Regions from separate parts of the Homo sapiens genome. Here all the other regions are linked to region 2. A link is an interaction called in ENCODE POLR2A ChIA-PET data of the cell type or tissue named here. Cell type or tissue: PC-9. All regions are shown on one strand. Each heading gives the region's core, and the rest is flanking DNA. Links, peaks and the distances in the headings are about the cores only.

Region 1 (6,288 bases), core at 617-5,616, 96 kb before region 2:
GTGTTCTCTGTATTTCCTAAATTTGAATGTTGGCCTGCCTTGCTAGGTTGGGGAAGTTCTCCTGGATAATATCCTGAAGAGTGTTTTCCAACTTGGTTCCATTCTCCCCATCACTTTCAGGTATACCAATCAAACATAGGTTTGGTCTTTTCACATAGTCCCATATTTCTTGGAGGCTTTGTTCATTCTTTTTCATTCTTTTTTCTTGAGTCTTGTCTTCATGCTTGATTTCATTAAGTTGATCTTTAATCTCTTTTATCCTTTCTTCTGCTTGATTGATTTGGCTGTTAATACTTATGTATGCTTCACGAAGTTCTCGTGCTGTGTTTTTCAGCTCCATCCGGTCATTTATCTTCTTTTCTAAGCTGGTTATTCTAGTTAGCAATTCCTCTAACCTTTTTTCAAGGTTCTTAACTTCCTTGCATTGGGTTAGAACATGCTCCTTTCACTCAGAGGAGTTTGTTATTACCCACCTCTGAAGCCTACTTCTGTCAATTCATCAAACTCATTCTCTGTCCAGTTTTGTTCCCTTGCTAGTGAGCAGTTGTGATCCTTTGGAGGAGAAGAGGTATTCTGGCTTTTGGAATTTTCAGCCTTTTTGCACTGGTTTTTCCTCATCTTCATGGATTTATCTACCTTTGGTCTTTGATGTTGATGGCCTTCTGTTGGGTTTTTGTGTGGACATCCTTTTTGTTGATGTTGATGCTATTCCTTTCTGTTTGTTAGTTTTCCTTCTAACAGTCAGGACCATCTGCTGCAGGTCTGCTGGAGTTTGCTGGAAGTCCACTCCAGACCCTCTTTGCCTGGCTATCACCAGCGGAGGCTGCAGAACATCAAATATTGCTACCTCTTCCTCCCTCCAGAAGCTTCATCCCAGAGGGGCACCCACCAGATGCCAGCTGTCACTCTCCTGTATGAGGTTTCTGTCGACCCCTGCTGGGAGGTGTCTCCCAGTCAGGAGGCACTGGAGGAGGTGCCTTGAGGAGGCAGTCTCTCCCTTAGCAGAGCTTGAGCGCTGTGCTGTGAGATCCGCTGCTCTCTTCAGAGCTGGCAGGCAGGAACGTTTAAGTCTGCTGAAGCTGCGCTTACAGCCGCCCCTTCTCCCAGGTGCTCTGTCCCAGGGAGATGGGAGTTTTATCTATAAGCTCCTGACTGGGGCTGCTGCCTCTCTTTCAGAGATGCCCTGCCCGGAGAGGAGGAATCTAGAGAGGCAGTCTGGCTACAGCAGCTTTGCTGAGCTGTGGTGGGTTCTGCCCATTTTGAACTTCCCAGCGGCTTTGTTTACACTGTGAGGGAAAAACCGCCTACTCAAGCCTCAGTAATGGCAGATGCCCCTCCCCCCACCAAGCTCTAGCATCCCAGGTCAATTTCAGAGTGCTGTGCTGGCAGCAAGAATTTCAAACCAGTGGGTCTTAGCCATGGGGGTGGGATCCATTGAGTTAGACCACTTGGCTCCCCAGCTTCAACCCCCTTTCCAGGGGAGTGAACAGTCTGTTTTGCTAGCGTTCCAGGCACCACTGGAGTATGAAAAAAACTCCTGGAGCTAGCTCTGTGTCTGCCCAAACGGCCACCAAATTTTGTGCTTGAAACCCAGGTGTAGGCACCTGAGGGAATCTCCTGGTCTGCGGGTTACAAAGACTGTGGGAAAAGCATGGTTTCTGGGCCAGAATGCGCCATTCCTCGTGGTACAGTCCCTTACGACTTCCCTTGGCAAGGGGAGGGACTTCCCTGACCCCTTGTGTTTCCCTGGTGAGGTGGCACCCCTCCCTGCTTCTGCTTGCCCTCTGTGGGCTGCACCCACTGTCTAACCAGTCTTAATAAGATGAGCTGGGTACCTCAGTTGGAAATGCAGATATCATCCACCTTCTGTGTTGATCTCGCTGGGAGCTGCAGCCTGGAGCTGTCACTAGTTGGCCATCTTGCCCAGGCGACCAGAATTTAAGTAACTTTTTGAGGCTGACATAGCAGTAAGCAGGAGATCCAGGTCTCAAATCCTCTTCTGACTTCCAAGCCTATGATTTTTTTTTCACTTGCCTAATAATAATAGTCATTTTCATTGAAAATTAAGTTCTTTTTTTTTCTTTTTATTACTCCTCAAACTTGCAAGAAGTGGCTAGTTGCACAGTTCCTCATTTGGCTCTATGCACCATGAGGGCAAGGACTGTGCTGTCCTGTTCACAGTTACATCCTTTGTGCCTATACAGTGACCAGCACAGAGTATGTGTTCAGTGAATGTGTGCTGAGTATATAAATAAGTGGCTGAACACAAACTATTATCTAAATGTAATTGTTAGTAATAATAATTCTTCCTTTATTTAGCAGGGCTAGGATTTTAAATTGCTTCCTGCTATTAACACTGAATAAATATGGCAATATGGCTATACTACATTCTCTTAATATAGAATTCAATACTCTCCAAATACACTCTGTTTATCCTCACACACACCTTGACAATAGGTATGGGTTAGTGGTGCTATCATTTCATCACTCATAAGAATAGGGAGATTCTTTACCTCACCCAAGACTGCACAGGCATTTTCAGGAGCAGCCGTTAATAGATTTTATGTTTCTTTATATTCAGCCCATTGCTGAGGATGCTAAATCCTACTAAAGCTATAGGCACCAGAGCCTTATGCTGCTTCAAGGGTCTACAATACTCCCAAATTAATTCATGGAAATGGCTGCAGCATTGTGGAAAAACAGCTGGTTACTTCCCAGCAGAATTAGCTGTAACCAGTTTAGTCACTTGTTGAGAGAAGACAGGAAATCTCTTGCAAAAGTCAGCCACATTCCCCACAATATAATAGCAAGTAAATCATTCCTGAGGAGCCCTGGGTGCCTGGCTGGTTTAGGAAGATTCAGGGACAGACAGAGAGCTGTAGTCTAAAGAATGTGAGAGATTTTAGAGCCAGACCTAAGTCTTTGATTTGGTGACTCCGTTACACATGGGGAAATATTTTGAGAGCAGTGAGAATGATTTGTCAGTGAAGTTTAACCAGAAATGTGGCCAGGCAGGAAATCTTGAGCCACGTTCAGGCAGCTGCTGATGCATGGACAAAATCAGTTCAATTTTCCTGCCTGAGACTGGCAACGAACTATTGGTCTCCAACCCAACAGGCCCTGAAATGGCCTACAAGCTGGAGTGAGAGGACAGCCTGCCCAAAAGTAGTCAAACCATGGCCCGTTTATTTATTAGTATACTTTTAAATTAAATATTTTTAAAGGATTACAGTCACACTAAAAACGTACAAGTATGGTAGAAGTAACTGTTTTTCCTTAACCCTTTGAGAATAAGCTGCTAACCTGATTCCCTATTATCCCAAAAACTTCAGTGTTTATTTCCTACAAAGACATTCTTCCATATGCTTATATAGACTATATATAGTATATACAATACAATTCCCAGTTACTCAGGGGGCTGAGGCAGGAGGATCACTATAGCCTGGGAGGTTGAGGCTGCAGTGAGCTGTGATTGTGCCACTGCACTTCAGCCTGGGTGACAGAGTGAAATCCTGTGACTTAAATAAAAAAGAAAAAAAAAAGAAAAAAGAAAATTAACCTTGATGAATCATTTTTATCAGATCCCATTCCAAGTTTTGCCAAGTGTTGCAATAATACTCTTTATAGCAAGAGGATCCAGTTCAAAATGCTGCATGTATCACATCTTTGGCTAACTTCAATTTGAAATGGTTCCTCATCTTTCCTTGACTGTCATATCCTTGCCACTTTCGAAGATTGTAGGCCAGTTATTTTGTAGAATGTCTCTCAATTCAGAGCCATCTGCTGTTTCCTCAGAATAGACTTGGGTTATGCATCTTTGGAAAGAATAACATAGAAGTGATACTGTGTTCTTCTCAGTGCATCATGCCAGGTAGTGCAAAACTTCAATTTTTCCCATTATTGATGATGTCAATTTTGGTTGCTTTATTTATTTATTTATTTATTTATTTATTTTGGCACGGAGTTTTGCTCTTGTTGCCCAGGCTGGAGTGCAGTGGCGTGATCTTGACTCACTGCAACCTCTGCCTCCAGGGTTCAAGTGATTCTCTTACCTCAGCCTCCTGAGTAGCTGGGATTACAGGCACGCACCATCACACCTGGCTAATTTTTGTATTTTTAGTAGAGATGCAGTTTCACCATGTTGTCCAGGCTGGTCTCAAACTCCTGACCTCAGGTGATCCACCCATCTCAGCCTCCCAAAGTGCTGGGATTAGAGGCATGAGCCACCGCTCCCAGCCAAGAGTTGCTTTATTAAGATGATGTCTACTAGTCTCCGGTTTCAAGTTACTTCTTTTTGTAATTAATGAATATTTTGTGTGAAAAATGTTGAAGCTTTGTAACTATTCTATTCCTGAACAAACTTTTAATTAATTTATTTATTGTTTTATACCTGTATGGGCTCATGGTTTCCTATTTTATTCAATGAATTATGATCTGTTACTATCATTCTTTGATACTCAAATTGTCTCCAGTTTGGCCATTGGAAGCCTCTTCAAGCTGGTGTTTGTGTGCTTTTGATATAGTCCTATCATTCTTTGAGTACTTTCTTGCCTTCTGAGGGGAAAAAATGTTATGAGCTCACCTCATACTTTCCCTGCCCAAGCCTTAAACTCAAGACATTTCTCTGAAGAGGCCTGGTTCCTTCAAGTAGAGAATGATGTTGAGAAGCCCGCATCTGGGCAACAGGTTTGGTTCTTGCTTTTGGGGTGTTTCACTTCCCAGGACTTCTCAGTGGACATAGCTAAGAAATATATATAGATATACACACACGTTTATATCTATATTTTTATATTTCTCTCTATATATTGCAAACGGATACTTCCAATTCCAATCCAAAACCACAGAGTTCATTCTATATTTCTCATTTTTCATATTTGTTAATCCATTTTCTGATGGTAAGAAACCTGGCTCTCAATATCTTTAATATATTTAATTATGTGACCAGTGTTCCTGTACGAGACCAATCTCCTATTTTCGTTGCTAGCCCCTCACCTGCAAATATGCCCTCCTCACTCTATATGCTAGTTCTAGCTTTCTACACCAGGCTTGAAAGAGGACTCTGAGCTACTGGCAGAAAGTGGACTGATTAAAATGACTCAGCTGCAAACATGAGCTACCTTTTGTCAAAAAGGAAAGATGACTCAGAGACCAGAGTGCAGAGTTCAGAGGTTAGAGAGCTAAACAGTCTCTATTCCCATTCCTTGAAACTTAATCAAGGAAATGTAATATTTGCTTGGCTGAATTTCAATACTGTGATGGACAGGTGACTCCTTTATTTATCTCTCATCTCTCCCATTTTTGAACCAGGATGTCTATAGCAATTATCCTATGTCTATCTGAACATTGTATGTTGGGTACCTTGTGGGTAGATAATTTGTCTCTTAAGTTTTACAGGTTCTTAAATGGAGAGAAATTGTGCCCCAGGAATTGTACTTAATAGACTGTACCCAGGATCCCTGTCTGTACCTGAGTTATATGATTTAGATAATGAGATTTTGGATTTTGAGCTGATGAGATGAGATTTGATGAAGAGATTTTGCTGATGATGTAATGGGATGAAGATGCTGGGATGGTGTATTAGTCAGCTAGGGCTGCCAAATCAAAGTACCACAAACTGGGTGACCTGGATGACAGAAATGATTTTTCTCACAATTCTGGATGTTAGAAGTCTGAAATGAAAGTATTGGCAGGGTTTTTTTTTTTTCCTGAGGGCCCATATCTTTGGCTTATAGATGCCTGTCTCTCTCTGTGTCTTCACACGGTCTTCCTTTTGTATACATCTATGCCCAAATTTCTACTTTGTATAAGGACACCAGTCATGTTACATTAGGGCCCATCCTAAGGATCTCAATTTAATTACTTCTTTTTTTTTTCAAAAACAAGCAAACGTATATTTTGAGTCATTCTGTGTTTAAATTTATTTATTTATTTATTCATTTATTCATTTATTTATTTTTGTTTTTCTGAGACGGAGTCTCACCCGGTTGTCCAGGCTGGAGTGCAGTGGCGTGATCTCGGCTCACCGCAATCAACGCCTCCTGGGTTCAAGCGATTCTCCTGCCTTAGCCTCCTGAGTAGCTGGGACTACAGATGTGTGCCACCACACCCGGCTAGTTTTTTGTATTTTTGGTAGAGACAGGCTTTCACCATGTTAGACAGGATGGTCTTGATCTCCTGATCTCGTGATCTGCCTGCCTCAGCCTCCCAAAGTGCTGGGATTACAGGTGTGAGCCACTGCGCCCGACCTTTAATTACTTCTTTAAAGACTCTATTTCCAAATACAGTCAC
Region 2 (6,288 bases), core at 397-5,396:
GCATTTGGGAAGACTTGGCATGGCTGGACAAAAGGAACTCATGTGGACAGGCAGGAACAGGCTGGAAAAGCAGACAAAGGCCAGATGAGGGAGGATTTTGTAAGGGACATAAAGTTTTGGGACATTTATTCTGGACATAAGGGTGGGCAGATCTGTGTGTGGGAACCTTATTTAAATGAGACACAGAAACTTAGCAGCAGGGCGAGCTGAGCTGTGTGGCTGGAATGGCTGTGTTGCACCGAGGCATGGGAGATCAACATTGCCTTACCAGCCAGGGGAAGTGAGCACTCATCTGTGATACTGTTAGCTGGTGTGACCAAAGCACACTTTTTGTTTGCCACCTCCCAACACAGCTGGTCCATGCTGGATGGTTCTGATTTTTGCAGAGTGCTTCCTGAGGGGCCAAATTTGCCAATCCCATCCTCACTCTTTCCTCCTCCACCTAGTTCTGCCCTCTGGAGCCATAAAAAAATTCCTTTTCCATCCAACAGCCATTTAAACATTTGGAACAGTTGTGGAATGATTTTCAGAATATCACACACCTCATATCATTTAATCCTCAGAATTCTCTGGTGTAGCTATTCCCATCCCCATTCGATAAATGAAGAAACAGACTCAGTGAGGTAAATGCCCAGAGTCACATTTGCAGACCCCAGTCTTGTGTTCTTTTTAATACTCGTGTTTCTCCAGGTGCGGTCCCTCACCGCCTGCATCAGAATTACTTGGGCTGCTTGTTGTAAATCCAGATTCCTGGGGGCCATCCCAGACCTCCTGAAGTAGAATTACTGGGGCAAGAGCAGAATCCATATTGTAACACACACCACGATTTCTAGATCCGTTAAAGTGTGGGAGCCATGCTCTAATTTTGCTAATATGGCTACTTTGAATCTTCTCTTTCTTTTTATTTTTGCTGGGAAAGGAGAGCGAGCTTTTCGTTGGTTGCTTTGACTTCTAAGTTGCATTTTCTTAAAGAACCCATTGGATGGATGGATCAGTGGAATCCCAGAACATGATAGACATTCCAGACCTTCACAGAACATCCTTCTTCTTTTCTCTCTTTCTCTCTCTCCCATTTGCAGAAGTTTTGGCATCTGTTCCCTGGCTGTGCCAAGATGGGCGATTGGAGCTTCCTGGGAAATTTCCTGGAGGAAGTACACAAGCACTCGACCGTGGTAGGCAAGGTCTGGCTCACTGTCCTCTTCATATTCCGTATGCTCGTGCTGGGCACAGCTGCTGAGTCTTCCTGGGGGGATGAGCAGGCTGATTTCCGGTGTGATACGATTCAGCCTGGCTGCCAGAATGTCTGCTACGACCAGGCTTTCCCCATCTCCCACATTCGCTACTGGGTGCTGCAGATCATCTTCGTCTCCACGCCCTCTCTGGTGTACATGGGCCACGCCATGCACACTGTGCGCATGCAGGAGAAGCGCAAGCTACGGGAGGCCGAGAGGGCCAAAGAGGTCCGGGGCTCTGGCTCTTACGAGTACCCGGTGGCAGAGAAGGCAGAACTGTCCTGCTGGGAGGAAGGGAATGGAAGGATTGCCCTCCAGGGCACTCTGCTCAACACCTATGTGTGCAGCATCCTGATCCGCACCACCATGGAGGTGGGCTTCATTGTGGGCCAGTACTTCATCTACGGAATCTTCCTGACCACCCTGCATGTCTGCCGCAGGAGTCCCTGTCCCCACCCGGTCAACTGTTACGTATCCCGGCCCACAGAGAAGAATGTCTTCATTGTCTTTATGCTGGCTGTGGCTGCACTGTCCCTCCTCCTTAGCCTGGCTGAACTCTACCACCTGGGCTGGAAGAAGATCAGACAGCGATTTGTCAAACCGCGGCAGCACATGGCTAAGTGCCAGCTTTCTGGCCCCTCTGTGGGCATAGTCCAGAGCTGCACACCACCCCCCGACTTTAATCAGTGCCTGGAGAATGGCCCTGGGGGAAAATTCTTCAATCCCTTCAGCAATAATATGGCCTCCCAACAAAACACAGACAACCTGGTCACCGAGCAAGTACGAGGTCAGGAGCAGACTCCTGGGGAAGGTTTCATCCAGGTTCGTTATGGCCAGAAGCCTGAGGTGCCCAATGGAGTCTCACCAGGTCACCGCCTTCCCCATGGCTATCATAGTGACAAGCGACGTCTTAGTAAGGCCAGCAGCAAGGCAAGGTCAGATGACCTATCAGTGTGACCCTCCTTTATGGGAGGATCAGGACCAGGTGGGAACAAAGGAGGCTCAGAGAGGAAAGACGTGTCCCTTCTGAACTGATGCTTTCTCACTGTCATCACTGCTTGGCTCCTTTGAGCCCCGGGTCTCAATGACGTTGCTCATTAATTCTAGAAACTATAACCAGGGCTCTGGGATAGTAAGAGAGGTGACAACCCACCCAGACTGCAGTTCCCTCCCCACCCTCTACCCAGTATACGAAGCCTTTCAGATTACTCATGAAACAGGGTAGAGGGAAAGAAGGGAAGCATGGCAAAAGCTGGCCTGGAAGGGATAGCCAGAGGGATAGAATGACTCTCTCTCTACATACCAGCAGCATACCAAATGCGTTCTCTAAGTTCCTACCTCCTTGACCTGATCACCCTCCCTCCTCCAAGGAAGAGCTCAAAGTTCCCAGCCAATAGACAGCATGAATCAAGGAACTTGCATTATATGTGCTCTTGAATCTGTTGTCTCCATGGACCATTCCTCGGAGTAGTGGTGAGATGGCCTTGGGTTGCCCTTGGCTTCTCCTCCCTCTACTCAGCCTTAAAAAGGGCTTCTTGGAACTTTACCAGCAGCCTCAGCTTTACAAATGCCTTGGTATGTACCTCTGGCAAATGCCCTGGTATGTACCTCTGGCAAATGCCCCACCTTGGTGATGTTGCAACCTTTCCTTCTGCTAGGGTGTACACCTAGCCTGTGCAGGTGTCAGCCCTGCTAGGGAGTCACTGTACACACAAACTCTACTGGAATTCCTGCCAACATCTGTCACCCTGCAGCTCCTTTACAGTTCAATCCAATGATAGAAACCATCCCTTCCCTTTCTCCCTTGGCTGTTCACCCAGCCATTCCCTGAAGGCCTTACCAACAGGAATATCCAAGAAGCTGTTGTCCTCTCTCGAACCCTGACCAGATCATCAGCCACTGAGGCCAGTGGAATTTCCCCAGGCCTTGTTAAAACAAAGAAAGCATTGTACTTCTCAGATTCCCCTTGTGGAAAAAAAAATTCTGCTGTGAAGATGAAAATAAAAATGGAGAGAAAACACTGGAAAACTATTTTCCCCTCCTATTTACTTCCTTTGCTGACTGCCAACTTAGTGCCAAGAGGAGGTGTGATGACAGCTATGGAGGCCCCCAGATCTCTCTCTCCTGGAGGCTTTAGCAGGGGCAAGGAAATAGTAGGGGAATCTCCAGCTCTCTTGGCAGGGCCTTTATTTAAAGAGCGCAGAGATTCCTATGTCTCCCTAGTGCCCCTAATGAGACTGCCAAGTGGGGGCTGTAGAAAAGCCTTGCCTTCCCCAGGGATTGGCCTGGTCTCTGTATTCACTGGATCCATAATGGGTTGCTGTTGTTTTGGATGAAGGTAAACGATGCTTGGAATTGGAAACTGAGACTTATAGAGGGATTATTACATTATTAAAATGCACGTGTGTGTGTGTGTGGGTGCTGATGGGATGGGTAAAGGCTTGGGGAGTCCTGAAATAAGGAAAGGAAACCACAGAGAAACTTGTGTCTTCCTGCTCTCCTCTCCGGCTGCCTGGCAGTTATTAACCTAAACAGATAGCCACAAGAGGTTGGGACAGAGGAGGGTAAAGGCTCAGAAGGAGGTTCAACCTCTGACTCACCTGCCCATCTCTGGGCCCTCTGCTGACACTTGGATGCTATTGTTGGGTGGAAAGATAAATGAGAGTGGAGAGGTGGAGGAAAGTGACTAGGATGCCATTTAGGAAGGAATGTCTGATCATCCCGGGTCCCTGGAGGGGACACCTTTTAATCTATTGCCTAGCATTAATATTTTCTCTCCTTCTATCTCTGAAATGTTTTATGAAATGAGTGTTCTTGAATTAGAAATTCTGTGGGATCAATCTTTGATGGTGAGGGTTTTAGAAAGGAAAAATATAGTAAAATGTGTAATTTGTCTTAATAAAATCTATCTCTACATCTATCTCTCTTTTGTTGTCCACTTCATACTGTGACTACAAGAGAAGGATGGCAGACTTGGTGGGGAGGGGAGCGCTTGGACTATACCCATCAGTAAGCCAGTAATGCAAAGAGCTTTGAAGTCAGGCATGCAATGGTTAAAATTCCAGTTGTTAACTTACATCTGGACTCCAGCAAGACAATCTCTGAGCCTTGGTTTCTTCATCTGTAAACTGGGCCCCATTAATATCTACCTCATGGGGCTGTTAACTGAGCTGTTAAGTACCTCATAGGGCTGTTAACTGAGTTGACTGTAAAGAGTTTAGCAGAGTGCTTGGGAAATAACAGTCATTACATGGTAATTGTTGTTATTATCTGATTATTTTTGTTATTGTTTTGAATACACAGTATTTGAAAATGGGATGTTGAGGGATGATTCCAGAACTTCCCTTTATCAAGCCCACAATCTGCCTAATGTGATCAGAGTAACTCACATTATTCTATTCTAACAATTAGAACAGAATTAAACACGAATTCATTTATCATCAATTCTAGGAACCATAGGCTCCAGGAGGTGATACATAAAAAATAAAACAAAACAGAACAAAACAAAAAACTAACAAACTACACAGAGAAGAGGGGAGACCTGACCTGGACCTAAAAATGAGAAGGCTTTAAAGAAGTATAGACCCCAAGGATGAGTCTGTGAAATAGGTGTTTGTATCACCATTTTACAGATACGTAAACTGACGCCCAGGAGAGCTCCCTGAGAGTGGGGCTGCTTCTCACTGGCTCGCTATTGATATTTCATCTATTTGGAAGAAGAGAAATAACTGTTGCTCCAAACAAAGGGTCAAGGGACCGGCCACTTAGCCTTTCACCAACAAATGGGTGTCATTTCTGAGAGAAGATTAGGAAAGACAAACAGAAGTGTAATCTTAACTACCAATCAGTCTTGTTTATCAGGGCAGGAAAGCTTTTTAAAAAAGGTCTTGCAAAGAGATCATAGAACGCATATTATGACACCAATATGGAGACTTAGGAGTACACCTGGCCTCTGTCTGAGGATAAGGTGCTCCACCCAGAGATACCGCAGTAGTCTAACCAGAGAAAGCACTTGGAACCCATTTTTTTCTCCTAGAAAAAAAAAAAAACAGTCCATCTCACATGTTTATAAACATAGTCATTAACATTTAACAGTTCATTATATGCTGGACTACAAAAAGTAACTTATAGTAAGATTTCAACCTCATGTATGTCTACTCTCATTTTCTTTCTTTCTCCCTCCCTTCTAAAGCTTCATCACTAAAGAGCATAAGCTGGTTGGTAATAGAGTGAACACACTCAAGTTGCAGGCCTCTTTAGGCCCATTTCCTTAAATTGCTTCCTCCAGTGCCAGATAAGACCAGAATGTTTCATTCCAATGGCTCAAGTGTTTAAGTGGTTAAATGCTAATAATACTCCTATGTAAAATCATAGTATGAATGGGTTTCAGATTTTTTCCTAATAGCAAATTGCGATACCAGAGAGAAAAACAAAAGAACAAGGACGGTAGGCACCTTGCAGGCATCTTGAAGGATTGCTGTCATGATGTGGAAATCAGGAAAACAGCGAGGCTGGAGGGAGCTGCCCACGTCCCAATCCTCAGGAAGTTCTGGAAGCCCCTGCAGTTGGTCCTTGATAATAAACAGATTTTTTAAAATCCTAGATTTTTAAGTAGAATATGATTAAGGATTTTCCCTTTCACTGGTCACTTGATGATCATCAGAGATAGGTAGAGTCTATAGTTTTTTACTGTTTCAAGTGGAAAATATTGTCACTCAACAAAGAATTATTGACCAGCTATTTTCAGGTAGGCATTATGTTAGGCTTTAGGAGTATAATTTTAGAGACCAGACATGATTTCTGCCTTTTGGATCTTAGAGTTTGGTGGGGAAGGCACTCTAACACAAATAAACAAATAAAATAATTTTTTTGTGTGTATGTGTGACAGGGCCTCACTGTGTTGCCCAGGCTGGAGTGCAGCGGCGCGATCTTGGCTCACTGCAAACGCCGCCTCCTTGGTTCGAGTGATTCTTGTGCCTTAGCCTCCTGAGTAGCTGGGATTACAGGCATGCAACACCATTTTTAGTAGAGATGGAGTTTTGCCATGTTGGCAAGG
Region 3 (6,288 bases), core at 274-5,273, 520 kb before region 2:
AGGTCCGCTAGGATTCTGGGAACCCTCTCTCTCTCTTTTTTTTTTTTTTTTTTTTGAGATGGAGTCTCGCTCTGTGGCCAGGCTGGAGTGCAGTGGCAAGATATCTCGCCTCACTGCAACCTCCGACTCTCTGGTTCAAGCAATTCTCCTGCCTCAGCCCCCTGAGTAGCTGGGATTATAGGCACGCGCCACCACACCCAGCTAATTTTTGTATTTTTAGTAGAGACGGGGTTTCACCATGTTGGCCAGGGTGGTCTCAATCTCCTGACCTTGTGACCCGCCCGCCTCAGCCTCCCAAAGTGCTGGATTACAGGAGTGAGCCACCGCGCCGCTCTCTCTCTCTCTCTCTCTCTCTCTCTCTCTCTCTCTCTCTCTCTCTCTCTCTCTCTCTCTCTCTCTCTCTCCCTCTCCCTCTCTCTCTCTCTCTCTCTCTTTAACTGTCATTCATTTAGCCCTTTCCATATGCTTTTGAGGTTAAATTGGTTCTGTGATTTTTTTATAATTACATATAATGCTCTAGTCATTCTTGTACGGGCATTTTCAGCCACTGGTCTAAATATTTCTTTAGGCTAGAGGTGCAATTACTATAGGAAGAACAATTACTCTATCATACTGTTCATAAAGTTTTTATATCATTCTATTCTCTCTCTTCTGTTGGCTTATTAGCTATAACTCTTTCTTTTGTTATTTTAGTAATTCCCTTAGGGCTTATAGCAAACCTTTTTAACTTATCACAGTCAACTTTCAAGTGATATTATATCTCACCTTCTGGCCTTGACGCTATAGCTGACATGCACTTTGCTTTTACGCATGTTATAAACACCACAACCCATTGTTATTGCTTTTGTTTAAATGGTCAAATTTTTACAAAAGAAATTTACAAAATAAAAAAATACCTAGTATAGTTACCCATTTCTGGTGTTCTTCATTTCCTCGTGGAGATCTGGATTTTCATCTGGTATTGGATTCCTTCTGCTTGGAGGACTCATTTGATGTTTCTTGTAGTGTGGGTTGACTGGTAGTGAATTCGGTCAGCTTTTGTACATCTCTAAATGTCCTTATTTCACTTCCACTTTTGGGAATTTATTTTTTCTGGCATAGTATTCTACATTAACTTCTCCTGCCCTCAGTACCTTAAAGATGTTGCTTCTCTGTCTGCTCGTGTGCATTGCTGCTCCTGGTAGAGGCCGGCAAGAGCAGAAAGGAAGCTGATGCAATCCTCATTTTTGCTCCTGTGTATGTACAATGTCTTTTTCTTCTGGCCAGATTTGAGCAATGTTATTATGATGTATCTAGGAGTGGTTTTATTCATGTTTCTTGCGCTTTGGTTTCCTCAGCTCCTTGGGTCACTGGATTTATAATTTTTGTTATGATTGGGAACTTTCCAGCTATTTTTCTTCAGAAATTGGCTGGGCACAGTGGCTCACACCTTTGGGAGGCCAAGTCGGGAGGTGTTGAGTGAGGCCTGAAATTCAAGACCAGCCTGGGCAACATACTGAGACCCCATTCCTAAGAAAAATAACAAAGAAAGAAAATAAATGTTTCCTTTCCTCCCTGCTCCTTCTCAGGGACTCCCATTACTCAAAAATTAGACCTCTTAAGTCTGCCCTACAGTTCACTGATAATCTTTTCATTAAAAAAAATCTCTTTTGTCTGTGAGTTTCATTTTGCATATTTTCAATTATTCATGATTCCATGTTCCCTGATCATTTCTTCTGCAACATCTAATCTGCTGTTAATCCCATCCAGCGAATTTATCATCTCTGATATTGTGGTTTTGGTATGATATCGGCTCACTGCAACCTCCGCCTCCCAGGTTCCAGTGATTCTCCTGCTTCAGCCTCCCAAGCAGTTGGGACTACAGGCATGTGCCATGCCGCCCAGCTCATTTTTTGTATTTTGAGTAGAGATGGGGGTTTCACTGTGTTAGCCAGGATCATCTTCATCTCCTGACTTTGTGATCCACTGGACTCAGACTCCCAAAGTGCTGGGATTACAGTGGTAAATCACCGCACCTGGACCCACCATCCCTCCCTCCCTTCCTTCCTTCCTTGAGACAGGGTCTCACCCTGTAGCCCAAGCTGGACTTCAGTGGTGTAATCTTAGCTCACTGCAACCTCTGCCTCCCAGGCTCAAGCAATCCTCCCACTGCAACCTCCTGAGTAGCTGGGACTACAGGCACACCTATAGTCCTGGCTAATTCTTTGAATTTTTTTGGTAGAGATGAGTTTTCCTCATCTTGCCCAGTCTAGTCTGAAACTCCTGAGCTCAAGGGATCAGCCCACCTCGGCCTCCCAAACTGCTGGGATTACAGGCATCTGTTTGTTTACAGTATTGTATTCTCTTGCCAGCAACAAGAGTTACAGTTGCTCTGCATTTTTATAAGCCAGTGGCTTTCCCTGTCTCTTAAATGTTACCCATTCTGATGGGTGTGTTATGGAGTATCATGGCATTTTAAATTTGTGTTTCCTGAATGAGTAATAATGCCAAGAATCCTTTCTTATGCAATTTGGCCATTAAGAAATTCTCTTTGGTAAACAAACACCGTTCAAGTATTTTGCCCATTTTACATTGGCTTGACTCTTTTCTTCCTCCCCAAATTTATACACAAACTTTTCTATTTGAATAGAAAAGTTGAGAAGATAGTACACAGAATGGAGTAAAGAGGATGGAATGGGTTTTTGGAAACCAATTCAAACTTTAAAGTTGTTTTAATATCCTCCATCCTCAAAGAACAATGTATGTCTTCCAAAGACATCCCCTTATTGAAATATGCAGAGAAAGTGTGAGATAAAAGAGCATATACTAAACTCCTCAGAACGTGTTTCTGGAAGTGGACAGGGAAATGGGAGTGGGATAAACAGAGAAAAGAAGGAAAGACAGTAAGTGCCTTGCTCAGAGCTGCCACCATAATGTGCCCTGAGCTAAGGTACATGATTACCTTCTCCCTGTGCACCTGAGATCTAAGAAAATATATTAACTAATCAGGGACATGGAATTTCAAAAACACTACAGAAAAACAGAAAATTTACCCAGACAGACCAGTCTAGTTAAGAAAGGCAGGAAGAGATTTTATAAACAAAGCCAAAACACAGAAATCATACAATGAGGTGGTGGGAATGAGACTAACTGTGCCTGTCATCTCCAATGTAACACTAACTGCTGTGAATTATAATGGATTTAAGTCTCTCAGATTGGATAGAAAAGGAAATGCCAGCTCTAATGGTTTAATGGGCAGAAAAGGGTTAAATATTCAAAGCAGTGCACATTATATTATATATATATATATATATATATATATACGTATATATTGTATAGGAGGGAGATATACATATATATACATTTTTTTTTTTTGAGACGCAGTCTAGCTCTGTTACCAGGCTGGAGTGCAGTGGCATGATTTCAGCTCACTGCAACCTCCACCTCCTTGGTTCAAGTGATTCTTCTGCCTCAGCCTCTCGAGTACCTGGGACTACAGTCACGCGCCACTGTGCTCAGCTAATTTTTGTATTTTTAGTAGAGATGGGGGTTTCACCATATTGGCCAGGCTGATCTCGAACTCTTGACCTCATGATCCACACGCCTCAGCCTCCCAAATTGCTGAGATTACAGGTGTGAACGACGGTGCCAGGTCAAAAGCAGTACACATTATCTTTAGCAAGCTAACGCAGAAACAGGAAACCAAACACCGTGTGTTTTCACTTATAAATGGGAGCTGAATATGAGAATGCATGGATACATGGGGTTGGGGAGCAAGGACAACACACACTGGAGCCTATTGGAGGGTGGGGGTTGGGAGGAGGGAGAGCATCAGGAAGAGTAGCTAATGGATGCTGGGCTTAGTACCTGGGTGATGGGAAGATCGGTGCAGCAAACCACCATGGCACACGTTTACCTATAAGACAAACCTGCACATCCTGCACATGTACCCTGAACTTAAAAGAAAAGTTGGAAATAAAAAATGTAAAAAGGAAAGAAAACAAACAACAACAACAAAAAGAGCAGTGCAAATCTGTACCATGCTCATTATAAACAAAAGAATGAGAGTGAAAACATGAATATCCAACAAAAGCAAACAACAAAAGAACACTTTCTGTTAGCTAGAGGAGTAATATCCTAGCATCTACCTAGAATCAAATGGAACTGTTTTTCCCTGAACTGGCCTCCTTGGGTGGCCAACCAGGGTGAGGTGAAGGGAAGAAATCTGGGAGTGAAATGTCCATTTCTTCGCTCTTGCTTAGGTCTCTGTAAGGCATAAGAAGTTAAAAGCAAGATCCAATCCCAGGCCTTTTCCAGGAATTCAAAAGAGGTGTAGGAGGAGAGAAGTTCAATTATCACCCTGGTCTCCTGGAGTATCCCAGGCATAGTCCCAAGAGTTCAGCTTTCCAAACCAGGGTCCCTGTTCTCTGACAGCCTTTTTTGGAGAAAGTACTGATGTTCCTGTCAAGGTTGGGAGGAAAGGGTTTGAGAGGCACCAAGCAATGGGGAGGCAAAGAGAAGACATCAACAAGCGAGGCAAGAACTTTCCACAGGCTCACACTGGATACAGGACCAGAGACAAGAAACTGGGTGAATTTCTGATTTTTCCTACAGAGGTTTGTTATCAAGTTGCACAGAGCCTACTCAGAATAAGGCTTTTTCAAGTCAGCTCTTTTAATGTGAAGCCATAACTTTGTGGTGTTGCCTGATGCAAATCACCACTGCGAGCCTTTGCTCTGGGTGTCTTTTTTGTTAGTCACATCAAAGAGAACACAGCGAAAATCTTGACTCCTTTCCCCAAGTCTGTGTCTTAACTGTTTCCAAGGCTGCAGAGCTCAGGGTCAGGAGGCACTGGCAGTTCAGTGGTAGAAATTACACCTCCCACCCGGGAGACCTGGATTCCATTTCTGGCAAATGCAGGGTCCTGTCTTTGTGCCCTGTGGTTTTTACATTTACTTACTGTAATTGTGACCCTCAAAGAGGTCACAGCCACACTAATAAAGAAAAAAAAATGGAAGCTACTGTATAGTCCTCGGGTTCTTTCCCTAGCTGAATTTATCTTTCTTTTATTTATTTATTTTTGTTAGTTTGTTTGTTTGAGACAGAGTCTCGGTCTGTCACCCAGGCTGGAGTGCAATATGTGCAATCCTGGCTCACTGCAACTTCCACCTTCTGGGCTCAAGCGATTCTCCTGCCTCAGCCTCCCAAGTAGCTCTAATTACAGGTTTGTGCCACCATTTCCTGCTAATTTTCCTATTTTCAGTAGAGACGGGGTTTCACCATGTTGGCTAGGCTGATCTTGAACTCCTGACCTCACATAATCCACCAGCCTCTTACAGGGTGTACCCGGCCCTGGAGCGGAATTTATCTAAGCAGGGACTTTATAGAGACAGTCTATGAAGCAGCCAGTGGGTCTGGTTGGTCTCTGCGTTTCTGCATATTTGGCCCTAAAACTGGTGCTACTTTTATTGTCTCTGCTGTCAGATCCCTGCAATACAAAGAGTCACCTGATCACGGATTCTCTGCCTGGACCTTGGATAGACCATTGGACCACATCTTGTGATGGAGTGCGGTTCAAGAAATGACATTCCCGAAAGGAGAGAAGCTGTAGGGTTGGGCGGACACACGCAGTGGTGGGGGACTGGGGCCCAAGGGGAGGCGTGTGGGGAGGAACCCCTCCTGTCCAGGAAGGCCCAGTCTTTGGTGGTCTCGGCAAAATGAAGGATGGGCCCCAAGTGGAGAGCAGCACGTCCACAGAACTCATTTCTATCACCCCAGTTTGTTTTACACTCCACCAGGAAAATCTTCTGTCCACGGGACTCTTTTTTTTTTTTTTTTTGAGACGGAGTCTAGCTCTATCGCCAGGGTGGAGTGGAGTGTGCGATCTCAGCTCATTGTAACCTCTGCCTCCAGGGTTCAAGGCATTCTCCTGTTTCAGCCTCCTGAGTAGCTGTGATTACAGGCAGGCGCTGCCACGCCCAGCTAATTTTTGTATTTTTAGTAGAAACGGGGTTTCACCATGTTAGCCAGGTTGGTCTCGATCTGTTGACCTCATGATCCACCTGCCTTGTCCTGCCAAAGTCCTGGGATTACAGGCATGAGCCACCGTGCCCGGCCTCACAGGATTTTTTTTTTAATGGGTATGTAGTATTCCATGTTGTGTATGTACCACATTTTCTTTATTTAATCCACCATTGATGGGCACCTAGTTTGATTCCATGTCTTCGCTATTGTGAATAGGCTGGTGGTGATCATAGGAGTGCATGTGTCTTTTTGTCATAATGATTTCTATTCCTTTGGGTATATACC

Evidence for each region. Peaks named below come from ENCODE experiments on the same cell type or tissue, not always from the same donor. Only the 100,000 strongest peaks of a DNase experiment are listed, where the experiment ranks them.
Region 1: POLR2A ChIA-PET joins it to region 2 with 7 read pairs; 3 of 35 experiments call an interaction of 5 or more read pairs at or near these places.
Region 3: POLR2A ChIA-PET joins it to region 2 with 6 read pairs; 1 of 35 experiments calls an interaction of 5 or more read pairs at or near these places.

What each region holds. Positions count from the first base shown.
Region 1 is chr1:147,850,212-147,856,499 of GRCh38, reverse strand. No RefSeq gene overlaps it. Among named protein-coding and RNA genes, the nearest start is that of GJA8, 49 kb to the left of the region's middle. In PC-9, for the core only: no CTCF peak of the experiment used is centred there; DNase peaks (open chromatin) are centred at 2,859 and 5,149; H3K27ac peaks cover 2,187 bases.
Region 2 is chr1:147,754,063-147,760,350 of GRCh38, reverse strand. GJA5 (gap junction protein alpha 5) reads left to right here. Exons shown (of 2, transcript NM_181703.4): 2 at 1,080-4,152. The coding sequence starts at 1,113. The coding sequence ends at 2,189. The region is part of intron 1 of LOC102723321 (a long non-coding RNA gene); the gene reads right to left. Among named protein-coding and RNA genes, the nearest start is that of GJA5, 3.4 kb to the left of the region's middle. RefSeq lists a silencer at 1,676-1,970. In PC-9, for the core only: no CTCF peak of the experiment used is centred there; DNase peaks (open chromatin) are centred at 2,540 and 2,850; H3K4me3 peaks cover 1,410 bases; H3K27ac peaks cover 2,985 bases.
Region 3 is chr1:148,274,153-148,280,440 of GRCh38, reverse strand. It overlaps LINC01731 (long intergenic non-protein coding RNA 1731), which reads left to right. Exons shown (of 5, transcript NR_183739.1): 2 at 5,067-5,203; 3 at 5,464-5,586. It overlaps LINC02806 (long intergenic non-protein coding RNA 2806), which reads right to left and starts at 1,173. Exons shown (of 2, transcript NR_187239.1): 1 at 910-1,173. In PC-9, for the core only: a CTCF peak has its summit at 334; a DNase peak (open chromatin) is centred at 2,360; H3K4me3 peaks cover 2,709 bases; H3K27ac peaks cover 2,972 bases.